Regions from separate parts of the Homo sapiens genome. Here region 1 is linked to region 2. Evidence: chromatin loops called from intact Hi-C (ENCODE). Cell type or tissue: mammary epithelial cell. All regions are shown on one strand.

Region 1 (8,000 bases), 200 kb after region 2:
TTGAACCCCGGAGGCAGAGGTTGGAGTGAGCCGAGACCATGCCACTGCACTCCAGCCTGGGCAACAGAGCAAGACTCCATCTCAAAAAAAAAAAAAGTAGCACTTATTTATGAAAACATTAATTGCTTTCCTTAGATTTAGGTCAGTAAACATTTCTGTTGGGTGGGCGTCACTGGATTGGTGTTAACTGAAAGACATTTAACACCACTGGAGTAGACTGAGCACATTGGCTCATACCTGTAATCGCAGCACTTTGGGAGTCCAAGGCGCGAGGATTGCTTGAGCCTAAGAGTTTGAGACCAGCCTGGGCAACACAGTGATACCTCCTCTCTTCTAAAAATAAAATAACTGTCCAGTTGTGGTGGTGGGCGCCTGTAATCCCAGCTGCTTGGGAGGCTGAGGCAGGAGAATTGCTTGAACCCAGGATGCAGAGGTTGCAGCGAGCTGAGACCACGCCATTGCATTCCAGCCTGGGCAACAAGAGCAAAAAACTTTGTCTCAAAAAATAATAATAACAACAAAAAATTAGCCAGGTGTGGTGGCATGTGCCTGTAGTCCTTGCTACTCAGGAGGCTGAAGAAGAAGGATTGCTTGATCCCTGTAGTTGGAGGCTGCAGTGAGCCATGATCGCACCACTGTACTCCAGTTTGGTAACAGTGAGACCCCGTCTGTGGAAGAAAAAAAAAAGACCACTGGAGTATCAGAACTGGGAGAAAGTGATGATACTTTAAAACATTGATAATATACTTCTCCCTATTAATCCTCTAAAAAAGAGTGCAGAAACAGCTTGATTGTATTTACAGTGTCTCATGCTCAGTGGAGGTGCTCACTTGTCTAAGTACATTTTACCAATATATTAATTTTGACTGATTTTTGTTTTGTTTCATTTGGTTTTCTTTTTATTTATTTATTTTTTATTTATTCATTTTTTTGAGATGGAGTCTCATTCTGTCGCCCCGGCTGGAGTGCAGTGGCACGATCTCGGCTCACTGCAAGCTCCACCTCTTGGGTTCATGCCATTCTCCTGCCTCAGCCTCCCATGTAGCTGGGACTACAGGTGCCTGCCACCACACCCGGCTTATTTTTTTGTATTTTTTTTAGTAGAGACAGGGTTTCACCGTGTTAGCCAGGATGGTCCATCTCCTGACCTCATGATCCGCCCACCTCAGCCTCTCAAAGTGCTGGGATTACAGGCATGAGCCACCACGCCCGGCTAATTTTTTTGTATTTTTTTAGTAGAGACAGGGTTTCACCATGTTAGCCAGGATGGTCTCCATCTCCTGACCTCGTGATCGCCCGCCTCAGCCTCCCAAAGTGCTGGGATTACAGGCGGGAGCCACCACGCCCGGCCTTGTTTTGTTTTATTTCGAGTTGGAGTTCCACTCTGTCACTCAGGCTGGAGTGCAGTGGCACGATCTGGGCTCAAGCTGTTCTCCTGCCTCAGCCTCCTGAGTAGCTGCGATTAGAGGCATACACCGTCACTCCCAACTAATTTTTTTATTAGAGATAGGGTCTCACCATGTTGGCCAGGCTGGTCTTGAACTCCTGACCTCAAGTGATCTGCCTGCCTCAGCCTCCCAAAGTGAATTTTGACTGATTTTAAGATAAATGTTAAAGAGCCAAGCACAATGGCTTATGCCTGTGATCCCAGCACTTTGGGAGACCAAGGCAGGTGGATCTCTGTTCCATTTGCCCTAGGAGTTTGAGACCAGCCTGGGCAACATGGCAAAACCCTGTCTGTATAAAATCAAAAATTAGCCAGGCGAGGTGGCATGCACCTATAGTCCCAGCTACTCAAGAAGCTGAGATGGGAAGATTGCCTGAGCCTGGGAGGTTGAGGCTCCAGTGAGCCGAGATCGCGCCTGGTCAACAGAGTGAGACCCTGTCTCAACAACAATTAAAAAGAATGTTGAAAGCAATGAAACGGTATACTTCAGTTGTCTAAGTCTGTCACGTTGTCTGTAGATTAAGCAGTATACTTCACTTGTCTGTCACATTATCTATAGACTGTAATACACTGATGACTGAATTTATTTACTTAGGTTTTGAAGGAAGGAAACAGAATGTTCTCGAATTAATAGAAACTACAATTTTTTTTTTTTAGAAACTTCAGAAATATGCTTACCCAGAAACTACAAAATTTTTGTGGAAGCGATAGTTTCTAAAATCTTTAGGATCTGTTTTTTGTATTACTTTAATGCAAAGAAATTTCAGAAATTCAAGGTGTTAATAACAATAAGATTTCATTTTTCTCAGATACACCTGTAAGATCGGAATGGAGTGAACTTCAAAGTCAGGAACGATCTGAACAAAAAAAGTCTGAAGTAAGTCCTTTTGGAATTGGAACAGTTATAGCTTAACATTTCTACTCTTTTGTTAACTAATCTTGCAGTTGTTGAAATAGCTGTCATCTTAAGATCGTTAAATATAGTTTGTAATTTTTGATCGGCATTTCTTATACTAAGATTTCAGATGAAAAGCCCATATAAAAGGTAGGTTCTGAAATTTTTTAAAAGGGTAACCTGATCTACATACAACTATCACTTTAAAGTATTGTTTTCTCAAGCTGTTTTTGAAATATGTAAATTATGCTTCAAATAATTTTGAAGGTATGAATGAAATAGGAGTTACTATTTTCAGGGTCCTAATTCTTTCTTACATTTCTAGATGCTTCCCATTATAACACTAGGCACATAGTCGCTTCTTTTGTTTTTTTCTGGCTACCTGGCATTTCTTTGACATTCGAGAAATGTTTTGGCAATTAAATATTTTGAGGGCGTGGCATGGTGGCTCATGTCTGTAATCACAGCACTTTGGGAGGCCAAGCAGAAGGATCACTTGAGCCCAGGAGTTCAAGACCATCCTGGGCAACATGGGGAGACCTTATCTCTACAAAAATTTTTAAAATTAGCCAGGCGTGGTGGCGCATGTCTATGGTCCCAGCTTTTTGGGAGGCTGAGATGGGAGGATTGCTTGGGCCCCAGAGGTCAAGGCTGCAGTGAGCCATGATCACACCACTGCACTCCAGCCTGAGTGACAGAGTGAGACCCTGTCTCAGCAACAACACATTTGTCCATAGGAGATAACATTTTTTATTAACATTAATACTTTTTGTATTTTCTCCCATACTTTAATATCTCTGAAATTTAGCTACATCTTATATTTGATTTTAAGACATGATGTAGTTTAATTGACATATAAAATACAATAATGATATAATTAGTAATAGTGGCTGGCAAAACACAGCTGTATGTTCCTTCATGCAGTAGCCCATGCTTTTCAGTGCTCATCCAGAAACATTTACTCCAAGGAGAAATAGCATAACATTTTAAAATTTTAAGCCTAATTAAAAAACAATTGTTTGCTTTTCCTCTGATGCTGAAAATGATAGGCCTTGATTTCTTGGGATATATACCCATAACAGACCCAGCTTTCTATTATTTGTATATAAAATGAATGTATTGTAATAGGTATTAAATGTCTTCCTCGTAGGGCTTGATAACCTCTGAAAATGAGAAATGTGGTAAGTTGTTAGATTTTTTTTTTCCTTTTTACTGTAGATTTTATTGATTAATTTCTACAAAATAACATGCTTCATAGTTCATGCTATATAGTTATTTCTGTATGTGAAAATGTCTAGGACAACTCTTGTAGAAGCTTAATATTGTACTATAATTCTTCCAAATTAATTATTACCACCAGATAGTAGTATTGATCTGGAAAATCATGGGAGCATTTACTATCAATAATTACAGGCTAATGGGAAAGAGATTTTTTAAAAATATTTTTCTGTTTTTTATTTTCTGTTTTTAAAAACACCTAGAAGTTAGATCCCGACTTAAATAAATGATGGAATTGCTTCTGTAGAAACCTATTGTTTTAGAAATCTTCCTTTTAGTACTTTTTCATTTATTTGTGAAGACCAATAAAATTGTGAAAGAATGAATGAATTTTAGTAGTTAACATCTTTTGTTACTAATCTTAAACACTGGTAATTAAAGAGTAAACTACAATCTAAACAACATAAAACTTTAAAAGTGGAGTTATTAGGCCTGGCGTGGTGGCTCACACCTATAATCCCAGCACTTTGGGAGACCCAGGCAGGCAATCACCTGAGGTCAGGAGTTCGAAACCAGCCTTGAGCAACATGGTGAAACCCCGTCTCTACTAAAAATAAAAAAAATAGCTAGGCGTCATGCCATCTGCCTGTAATCCCAGCTACTAGGGAGACTGAGGCAGGAGAATCCCTTGAACCCCGGAGGCAGAGGTTGCAGTGCGCCGAGATTGCGCCATTGCACTCCAACCCGGGCAACAAGAGGGAAACTCCGTCTCAAAAAAAAAAAAAAAAAAACAAGTAGAGTTATTATTTCAAGGTGCAAATAGTGCATTAATTAACCCTGACCTTGTTGATTTCTTAAAATTTTTTTTTTTTTTTTTTTTTTTTTTTTTGAGACAGAGGTCTTGCTCTGTCGCCCAGGCTGGAGTGCAGTGGCGCGATCTCGGCTCACTGCAAGCTCCACCTCCTGGGTTCACAACATTCTCCTGCCTCAGCCTCCTGAGTAGCTGGGACTACAGGCGCCCGCCACCACGCCTGGCTAATTTTTTTGTATTTTTAGTAGAGACGGGGTTTCACCATGTTAGCCAGGATGATCTCGATATCCTGACCTCATGATCGGCTCGCCTCGGCCTCCCAAAGTGCTGGGATTACAGGCATGAGCCACCGCGCCTGGCCTGACCTTGTTGATTTCTATACAAAGACATTTCAGTTGCAACTATTCCCTTAGAACATAGGCATATAGTATAGCTACCTTAAGGGAATGTAATATGTCAAGACCTAGATTTATGAAGTAAGAATAACGAGAATCCTCACATTGCAGAAGTACTCACTGCAGATTTCTGTGTGACCACAATAATACCTGACATGATTTTCTGTGCACACTACACTTGTATTTATATTGTTCTTGACCTGTAAAATTATGGTGCCCAGGAGAGAAAGTTTTCTCTTTTCATGCTTGCCAACATTTAAAAAATTAAAGAGTTATATATATATGATGCTACAAAGGATGGTGATTAACAAAGGCTTTGTGTTGCTACTTAGATCATCCAGCGGGAGGTATTCACTATGAAATGTGCATAGAATGTCCACCTACTTTCAGTGACAAGAGAGAACAAATATCAGAAAATCCAACAGAAGCCACAGATATTGGTAATTTGTTTAATAAATAATTTTTAGTAAGTAGTTAACACTGGCAGGAATGAGAAAAGCTCATTTGCCATTGTGAAATGACACTTGCCAAGAATAAAACATGATTTTCCAAAGTTGCTTGGACTAGTCATGAAATAAATGAAATACTTAATTCTATTTCACATTGAGATTAAAAACTAAAATAGAAAACTGCAGTATAAAAAATCTTTTGTGTTGGAAAGACTAAATTATCATGGATATTTTTCTTACATTGTGATAAAATTGGTTTTATTTCCAGCATAAGATTTTTAAAAGAAGCAATCATTTTCAGTTATTCCAAATAAATTTACAATTGTTTTGCATTTACCAAGTTTTGTTTGGCTTAAATTCTAAATTCCCTTGTGGAAATTTATTTGTTCCAGAAAATGAGAATGTCTGTGGACATGGTTTTTAGTAGTTTGAAAGTATTTCTGAACACTGACTAGTTATTGTGGTGTTTTCACTGTAGGTTTTGGTAATCGATGTGGAAAACCCAAAGGACCAAGAGATCCACCTTCAGAATGGACATGATTCAGGGAGCTAGAAGACACTTTAAGTTATACTGGAAAATTCAGGTGCCACTGAAAGCCAGATTTATAGTATTCCATCTTTAATATGTGGGACTAACAGCAGTGTAGATTGTTACCTTAATATTTTTTGCTGGGACCATCTACCTGCCTTATACTACACTTAGGAAAAAGTATTACATATGGTTTATTTTGAAACTTCAAGTATTATTGCCTTAATGTCTCTTAACCCTGTTACACGCTGCTTGTAGACATGTTAATATAGTAATACCTTTATGATATATTGAGTTTAAGGACTACTCTTTTTCTGTTTTATCATGTATGCATTATTTTGTATATGTACAGGGCAAGTAGGTATATAATTTGATAAAGTTGCAATTGAAATATTATTAACAGAAGATGTAAGAAATTTCTGCATGGTCTAAATCTTTGTGTACTTTATTTGTAAATTATTTGCCCTGGAGTTTTAGAAAATAGTTTCTGAATTTTAAACTTGCTGGATTCATGCAGCCAGCTTTGCAGGTTATCAGAGATCAAAGATTGTAATAATAATTTTGTAAATTGTAAGCAAAAAGTTATTTTTATATTATATACAGTCTAATTGTTCATCCTAATTGTTCCTGTTTTCATCTAGTCAGAGATTCAGTAAGTGCCTTGGAACAATATTGAATTCTCTTAGCTTGTGTGTGTTTCTTTAATATTTGAACTCAAGTGGGATTAGAAGACTATCAAAATACATGTATGTTTCAGGATATTTGACCTGTCATTAAAAAAAACAAACAGTTTTACAGTGCCTACTTGTTGCCTTGGCTTTTCATTTCTCATTCCTAGGATATTGGACTTAACTATCAGCCTTTTTGCTGGCTCAGTCTTGGTATGAAATGAATGTGAATGGGGTTTAATTTCTTTTTTTTTTTCTTTTTTTAGACAGAGTATTGCTCTGTCACCCAGGCTGGAGTACAGTGGTACCATCTTGGCTCACTGTAACCTCCACTTCTGAGGTTCAAGTGATTCTCCTGTCTCAGCCTCCCAAGTAGCCTGCCACGACGCCCGGCTAATTTTTGTATTTTCAGTAGAGATGGTTTCACCATGTTGGCGAGGCTGGTCTCAAACTCCTGAACTCAGGTGGTCCACCTACCTTGGCCTCTCCAAATGCTGGGATTACAGGCATGAGTCACCATGCCAGGCCTAATCTCTTAATTAAGGAATAGAGAGTACCTTCTGCAAAAAACATGGTTCTGCGGATTCTAAATACTTATTGCCCCTAGGCATTCCTCATCCTTATCATTATTAGCCTACCAAAGTCCTAGTAGAAAACCCAACAGAGGGGGCCAGACCGGGTGGCTCACGCCTGTAATTCCAGCCCTTTGGGAGGCCAAGGCAGGCAGATCACTTGAGGTCAGGAGTTCAAGACCAGTCTGGCCAACATGGTGAAACCCCATCTCTACTAAAATTACAAAAAAATTAGCTGGGCATGGTGGCACATGCCTGGAATCCCAGGTATTCAGGAGGCTGAGGCAGGAGAATTGCTTGAACCAAGGAGATGGAGGTTGCAGTGAGCTGAGATCGCACCACTGCACTCCAGCCTGGGCAACAGAGCAAGACTACATCTCAAAAAAAAAAAAAAGAAAGAAAACCAAACCAAGGGGATGTTGAGAACGGGAACTGGTTTCTTGTCATCCCATGACTGGAGCACAGATTCCATTCCTCAATACTAAGTCTGAATTTTCACAACCATAGATTGGAATTGTTGGATATCTGTATTTTCCATCTGCATACAAAAGATTGAAGAAATTGTAAAACTAAAGTACATGGAAAACCTTATATGAGTAGAAGGGGGATTGTTGTGGAGGAGAAAGTAATACTACAATTTCATGTTAAATTTGTTTTAAAGCTAACTGGTCTTCATGTTGATCCCTGTTGATCCCTTAGGATTTTTTTTTTTTTTTTTTTTTTTTTTTTTTTTTTTTTTTTTTTTTTTTTTTTTTTGAGACGAAACTTTGCTCTTGTCGCCCAGGCTGGAGTGTAATGGCGCAATGTCGGCTTACTGCAACCTCTGCCTCCTGGGTTCAAGCAATTCTCCTGCCTCAGCCTCCTTAGTAGCTGGGCTTCCAGGTGCCCACCACAAAGCCCAACTAATTATTTTTGTATTTTTAGTAGAGACGGTGTTTTGCCATGTTGACCAGGCTGTTCTTGAACTCCTGACCTCAGGTGATCTGCCCGCCTCAGCCTCCGAAAGTGCTGGGATT
Region 2 (8,000 bases):
CTCAGAGTTCGAGACCAGCCTGGCCGACATGGTGAAACCCCGTCTCTACTAAAAATACAAAATTAGCCGGGTGTGGTGGCGGGCGCCTGTAGTCCCAGCTACTCAGGAGGCTGAGGCAGGAGAATGGCGTGAACCCGGGAGGCGGAGCTTGCAGTGAGCCGAGATCCCGCCACTGCACTCGGGCAACAGAGCCAGACTCTGTCTCAAAACAAACAAACAAACAAACAACAACAACAACAAAAAACAAATATTAGGCCGGGTGCGGTGGCTCACGCCTGTAATCCTAGCACTTTGGGAGGCCAAGGTGGGCGGATTGCCTGAGCACAGGAGTTTGAGACCAGCCTGGGCAACAACGGGGAAACCCTATCTCTCCTAAAATACAAAAAATTAGCCAGGCCTGGCGGCGTGCGCCCGGAGTCCCAGCTACTTGGGAGGCTGAGGCAGGAGAATCACTTCAAACCAGGAGACGGAGGTTGCAGTGAGCCAAGATCACGCCACTACACTGCAGCCTGGGCGACAGAGCGAGACTCCGTCTCAAAAAAAAAAAAAAAAAAAAAAAAAAAATTACAAATGTTAGCCTTCACTGTGGCGGGCGCCTGTAATCCCAGCTACTCAGCAGGCTGAAGCAAGAGAATCGCTTGAACCTGGGAGGCGGAGGTTGCCCTGAGCGGAGATCGGCCGAGATCACACCACTGCACTCCAGCCTGGGCGACAGAGCAAGACTCTGTCTCAAAAAAAAAAAAAAAAAAAAGAGAGAGAGAGAATATGCTTCAAATATGTAAACAGGAAATGCTATGATGTCTGTAAGTTGCATCAACATAATACCAATGACAGAGTGGATGAGGGGATGGACAGGAGAGGATTGGCCTCAGGTTGATGGATATTGGGGCTGAGTGGTGGCTACATAGGAATTAATTGTGCTATTCTATCTACTTTTCTGTGTATTTAAAATCCACCACAATTAAAAATTAAAAAACGAAAAAAACAAAAATAAAATCTGCCTTGTAATTCTCCTCTTCATACATGACTATGTGAACAGACAAGTACCACCAGGCACAGTGTGTCAGTGGAAAATAGTTGTCATTTTTCTTTATGACTGTGTATTAATATATACACACATATGCATTTAGTCTTACATACACTTACTGCCTGTCATCAGTCCAGTGTCATTCAACGGACCTAGGTTCCTGGGTTCCACTTTGCTGCTTCCATATTTGTGTGTCTTCAAGCATGTAGTTCATGTTTCTCACTTTGAACTCCAAATGGTGACGTTGTTGCTTTTAGGGTGGTATTGGGAGAACTGGTGATGGAACATTTAAAATAGTTTAGCATTATGCAGTATAATAGAAGGATGTTAGGGACTAGGGCTGGTTTAAGATCTGTTATTAGTCCTGGCTCAGCCATTGGTCGGTCATGTGAAGGTGCAAGTTGGACAGCTCCTTTAACTTGGTTAGTTCTCAGTTTCTTCACCTGTAAATAAAGTGCTGAGCCTGCTCTCCAAGGTGCTTTAGGCTCCAGTACTCCATGATTCATTAAATTTTATTACAGAATATTATAAAAGCTTATCATATAAAATATATTGCTTTTTTGCTCATAAAGGAGAGCATGGTATATACATATATATAGATAGATAGATAGCCTGAACAGCATAAGTTAAATATATTCTTTTTTTGTTTTTGTTTTGGTAGAAAGTGATTCTTAGTCTTCTATAAATAAAGAAAACAGAATAAATAATATTTAGCAGCAAATGACAATAAAAGTTAAGTTCATATCACACTGTAAGCTAATCAGGGTTATGACTAGGGTTTCAAGACTGTGAAATTATATGGGAACATAGAAATTAAATTACTCTTATTAATATCCATAAACACTAGAAAAAGTTCAAGGAAACATTTTTTAAAATAAACTAACAACATAATGGTTAAAACTGAAAGAAATGATGATAGCAGCATTAACAATATTAATAATTGTGGTAGCAAATTTTTATTTCACTCTTGCTGTAATATAGTAAGCACTATTTTAAGCAGTTTGCATACATTCAACTTGTTTAATTTTCATAACGATCTTAGGAGTGGTTATTATTATTTTCCTCATCTCTAAAGTGACGACCCTTGCCCAAAGTTATAGAGTCGGTTTACCTGCAGGGTGTTCTGTGAGTATCAGATAATATTTGTGAAATAGTGTATATGAAAATGCTTTGTAAGCTGGACATGGTGGCATGTGCCTGTAGTCCCAGCTTCTTGGGAGGCTAAGGCAGGAGGATCACTTGAGGCCAGGAGTTTGAGGCCGTCATGAGCTATGATCGAATCTGTGAATGGCCACTGCAATCCAGCCTAGGCAACATAGCAAGACCATGTCCCTTAAAAAAAAAAATGCTTTGTAAAGTGTTAAATGCCAAAGTGTTAATTATCATTATTAGAATTAGAGGGAAGTTTAAATGTTTTAAATATGTTTAATAATGTAAGAAGAAAAAATAAAATATTTTTAAAACATTGGAAAATCTCATTGCAAAAAGAGACAAGACATGCCTAATGAAATAATAGACTAGGCAATGATCATCAATGGCAGCCAAGGCAACTAGGCGAAAAGCCAAAGGCAAATTTTATAATGAATGCATCTGGTAAAAACTCTTAAACCCACTAATAAATGTTAACATCAAAAAGAGAGATAACCAGACATTATGCCTTCTGGTGGAGATACACAACCCCACCCTTTGATGAAAAACCAAAACCTGAATCTGATCAAGATCCTAGACCTATCTCTAGTTTGCAGGAAATACTGGGGACAGAAGTACATGAAACTGTTGCACAAACCAGAAGAATAGAATCAGCCAAATCCAGAGAATGAGAATCATTATAGGACAAATGTCCTTGTTTCTTCAACAAATAAATTCCAAGGGGGAAAAAAGGAGCAGAGAAAAGACTTGTTGTTTTAAAAATATTTAAGAGGAATGTCTAAAATGTATTGTGTGTATCCCTTGTTTGTATCTTTTCATTTTTAAGTTCTTAATGGTGTTTTCTGAGTATTGTAAACCACTTTATTGGGGGTATGATTGGCATATGAAATGCTGTACATAATTAACGTATATACCTTGATGAGCCTGGAGATAAGTACACATCTGTGAAACCATCACCACAACCTATGCCATACATATATCCATCACCTCCAAAAGTTTCCTCCTGCCTTCTTTATTTATTTATTTAGAGTGTGTGAGAGTGTGTGTGTGTGTGATAAAAACACGTAGACTTGTTTGGATCTTGATTTGAACAAACCAATTGTTTAAAAAACTATGGGAAATTTAAGTACTAACTGGATTATTTAGAGATACTAAGGAATTATTGTTATTTTAAAATGAGATATAGCATTGTGGGGTATTTTTGGACAAGGCCTTACCTTGTCCAAAGGTCTGGTGTTACAGACATATTTACATATGAAATAATATATTTGTGTTTAGCTTCAAGAAATTTAGTGTGGGAGGGAAGTGAGTATATAGATTTTAAAAGACTGGGCATGGGCCAATTATTGTTAAAGCTAGGTAATATGTACATGAGATTTCATTATAATACCCTGTCCATTTTCATATATATGTTAATTTTTCTATAATAAAAAGACAAGAATATAAAGACAAACAAGATGAAATGGTTAAAAATAGTCCATAGAAGCAGAAAATAATATTATTATTTTGAAATTGAAGATACTGCAGCTAAATTTCACTTTCTGTAGGTGAAGTGAGAAATTGCATTGCAAAGTACTGTTTTAAAAAAGACAGAACCATTAGGGATTTGTCAACTTTGTTTCCCTTTCTGTGTTTAATTTAGGAATTAAGAATTTTTTTAAAAAGTCTACATAAATCTATTATTTAACAAAGACATTTCCTGAGCACACACTAAATGCCAGACTCTTGTCTTACTGTATATATTTGAGGAATTTTAGTTACAGTGTGAAATCCAGCTGGAGATGCCAAGACAACACCCACAAAGCAATTAGAAATCAGAACAGGACAACATTGTAACAAAGCTAGCTACTCCCCAGATTTGTGCTTCTCTTCCATAGAGAAGAGTAGTTCCAGGGATATAGACACCCAGCCAGGGGGTACATTTCCCAGCACAAGGTGGAGCCCTGTGCCTAGTTCTCACCAGCGGAAGTGTTATGACGTGCCACTTCTGGACGGAGGTGGCAAAGAAGCAGATAGACTGTCCCTTCTTTCCAACATTCAGCAAATACCAATGCCTGAGGCAACTCTGGGAGCTTTGTGTTGAAGATGGCAAAGCCTCCATCACCCTGAGTCTCTAAACGGCTGCAAAAAGCACAGCGCTCCTTTTCCCCATCCCTGCCCCCAAAGCATCATGAATTATACACTCTCACCTATGATCAGCAAGTATAACTTCTACGGTGTTGGGCCACTGAGATTTTGGAGTTTTATCTCTTATAGAGGTTAGTTCATGTATCAATTGCTAAGTGGGATGTTACAGTGTATATTTGGAGATTAAGAAATCACTGTAATCACAAAATGTTTCAGGGGGAAGGTGGAGCTTGAGCCGGAATTTTTTTTTTTTTTTTTTTTTTTTTTTGAGACAGGGTCTTGCTCTGTCACCCAGGCTGGAGTGCAGTGGTGCAAACTTGGCTCAGCTCACTGCAGCCTCTGCCTTCCGGGTTCAAGCGATTCTCATGCCTCAGCCTCCTGAGTAGCTGGGACTACAGGCGTGCACCACCATGCTCAGCTAAGTTTTGTATTTTTAGTAGAGACTGGGTTTCGCCATGTTGCCCAGGCCGGTCTCAAACTTCAGACCTCAAGTGATCTGCCCACCTCAGCCTCCCAAAGTGCTGGGATTACAGGCATGAGCTGGCACCCCTGGCCTTGAGCTGGATTTTGAACAATGAGTTGAAAGTGACTAAATGGAGAGGATGGGGAGTGAGTGGGTACCAGGATAAGGAACCAACATAAGAACCACAGCACTAATTCACATGCAGCTAGAGGAGAGTGAGACCATCTTGATGAGTAGATGCAGTTGGGGAACAAGGGAAATAAGGATGAAGAGGCAGGATGGAATCAGAGCATGGAGATCCTTGATAATTCAGGATCTGATTCAATGACGACCACTTCTGAATTAAAAGGATGAAGCTTCTGGAGTAAAAGGATGATTTATGAAAGGTCTGTATTAGCAAAATCAGTGAGACAAAATAAAGGAGATGGACCGGAGAGAAAAAAGATTAGGCTACATGACTAGCTAAGAGGATGTCGCAGCAATCCAGTTCTGATATAATTAGAGACCACATTGGCAAACTCAGTAGAAAGGAAGGGTGAATGTAATCATCATCCTAAAGAACAAATCCACAGGGATTGACAGCAGAGAAAAAAACATGAACTCAAACATTTATTAAACCAGAAGTATGTCTAGTTCTAACACTCAAAATTGTGAGTTCTATTATTTGGGGTATTATTTAATCTCATTGAGTTTGTGTCTTCTGTCAAATGAGAGGAAAGAACCAAATGACCCAAAAGTTCTTTTCACCTGTGAAAGTCTATGGCTGTAAAGTCATGAGTTTAAAAAAAAAAAAAAAAGTAAATGACATATTCAGTAGGAGGAGGCAAAGAAGGCGGAGTATACTAATGTATGACTGAAACATACTCTATTTGAACTGGAACTGGTCCTCTATACTGGATGTTTGAATTGTTACTAATCTTTTGTATTACAAACAATGTAGCAATGAATGATGGGAAAGTACTTTAACTTTCCTAGATTTTCAATTACACCTGGTTTTAAGAACTAAGTCCTGGGCTGTGCAAGGTGGCTCACACGTGTAATCCTAGCACTTTGGGAGACCAAGGCGGGAAGATTGCTTGAGCCCAGGAGTTAAGAGGCCAGCTTGGTTAATACAGTGAGACCCCATCTCTACAAAAAACACAAAAAATTGGCCAGGCATTATGGCATGTGCCTGTAGCCCCAGCTACCCGGCAGGCTGAGATGGAAGGATCACCTGACCCTGGGAGGTCGAGGCTGCAGTGAACTGTGATCTGTGGGTGACAGAGTGAGACCCTGTCTCAAAACAAAAATTAAAACTAAAACTAAAAACTAAACCCCGAATATGATAACTTGCCACAACAGTTACACTAGATGCAGTATTAATTCCCTCTTAGAGATGAAGATAACTAAAGATTATTTCCTAATTATAAAGATTTAAAAATGTGAAAGTATTTGGGGGAAAAAAATGAAGACTTCGCAAATATAAAGTATTAACATCAACTTTGTTATTACCATCAAGCACAGGTAACACTGGCTACTTTTTTCCCTAGATAACTATGTATAAAGTAGCATTAAAATGTGTTTTGGGGTGGGCACAGTGGCTCATTCCTATAATCCCAGCACTTTTGGAGGCCGAGGCAAGTGGATCGCTTGAGCCCATGAGTTTGAGACCAGCCTGTACAACATATCAAAACTCTGTCTCCACCGAAAAAAAAAAAAAAAAAAAGCACAAATTAGGCGAGCATGGTGGCATGCACCTGTAGTCCCAGCTACTCAGAAGGCTGAAGTGGGAGGATCGCTTGACCCCAGGAGGTTGAGGCTGCAGTGGGCTGAGATCACACCACTGCACTTCAGCCTGGGTGACAGCAAGACCCTGTCTCAAAAAAAAAAAAAAAAAACTTTAGTTTTCTGTTTTACAATTACTCTTAGGCTTGTTTCATTTTGTATTACTTTATAAACAGACCCCTAGATGAAACTGTTAGTAAACTAAGAAAGTGAGCACTATTTTCCATCCTGAAAATAACAACTAATAAGGGCAAATAGAAAGTATAGTCTCTGACACTCAATAGTTTTCTGGTACTCCACCATTGCCTTGCTATGTATCAAAGAAAGATACCACCTAGCCAGTATGTATTTCACAAACTTATAAGGATCTTTACACAAGCTATATAGACAGTGCTAGACATGGGTTCGATTATACTACAGAATGAAGACCAAGATGGATGAAATCAAAGAAGAAATTGATTCACAAACATATATCGGACAAGAGACTGGTATCTAGGGTATATAAATAACTTCTATAACTCAATAACAAAAACATAAAGCATCCACTAAAAAGTGGGCAAATATTTTGAACAGACACTTCACAAAGAATGGTCGATAAGCATATGAAAAGTGCTGAACATCATTAGTCATCAGGAAATGCCAGTTAATACCACAATGAGACACCATTATGCATCCACCAAAACAGTGAAAATTCAAAAGACTGACAGCCCCAAATGTTGGCAAGAATGTGAAGCAACCAGAACATTCAGACATTGCTGGCAGAAGTATAAAGTGGCATACTCATTTTGGAGACAGGCCTGGTAGCTTCTCATAATATGAAGCACACACATATTCTATGACCCGGCAATTTCACTCCTAAATATTCAAAAGAAATAAAAACATAATGTCCTCAAAAACACTTGTATGGAAATGCTCTCAGAAGCTTTATTCATCATTGCCGAAATCCAGAAACCATTCAGGTGTTCACCAATAGGAAGATGGATAAACCAACTGTGGTGTAATCAGGTAACAGAATATTACTCAACAACAAAAAGGAACTATTGATGCACACAAAAACATGGATGAATTGCAAAAACATTATGCTGAATGAACAGTCTTACCCATAAAAGCGCATACTTTATGACTCAATTTATATGAAGTTCTAGAACAGGCACAGCTAATCTATCATGGGAAAAAATTAGAACACTGTTTGCCTGGGGCTAGGGGAGGGTAAGAGAGGATTGACTGCAAAGGGTCAGGGGAAACTTTCTGGGGTGATAGTAACATTCTGTCTTGAGAGGGCATTAGGATACACAGGTGTATACATTTATCAAAACTTGGCCAGGCACAGTGGCTCATGCCTATAATCTTAGCACTTTGGGAGGCCGAGGTGGGAGGATCACTTGAGCCCAGGAGTTTGAGACCAGCCTGGGCAACATAGTGAGACCTCTACTCTACAAAAAATAAAAAATTAGCCAGAGGTGATGGCAC

The links. Peaks named below come from ENCODE experiments on the same cell type or tissue, not always from the same donor. Only the 100,000 strongest peaks of a DNase experiment are listed, where the experiment ranks them.
Region 1: it touches region 2 in a loop (5-fold over the local background); 3 of 110 quality-filtered maps call a loop at or near these places.

The regions. Positions count from the first base shown.
Region 1 is chr7:77,633,526-77,641,525 of GRCh38, forward strand. PTPN12 (protein tyrosine phosphatase non-receptor type 12) reads left to right here. Exons shown (of 18, transcript NM_002835.4): 15 at 2,257-2,324; 16 at 3,493-3,523; 17 at 5,099-5,206; 18 at 5,694-6,544. The coding sequence ends at 5,755. Among named protein-coding and RNA genes, the nearest start is that of APTR, 59 kb to the right of the region's middle. In mammary epithelial cell, no CTCF peak of the experiment used is centred here; no DNase peak of the experiment used is centred here.
Region 2 is chr7:77,435,627-77,443,626 of GRCh38, forward strand. No RefSeq gene overlaps it. Among named protein-coding and RNA genes, the nearest start is that of GSAP, 23 kb to the left of the region's middle. In mammary epithelial cell, a CTCF peak has its summit at 4,111 (motif pointing right); DNase peaks (open chromatin) are centred at 4,115 and 7,225; H3K27ac peaks cover 1,274 bases.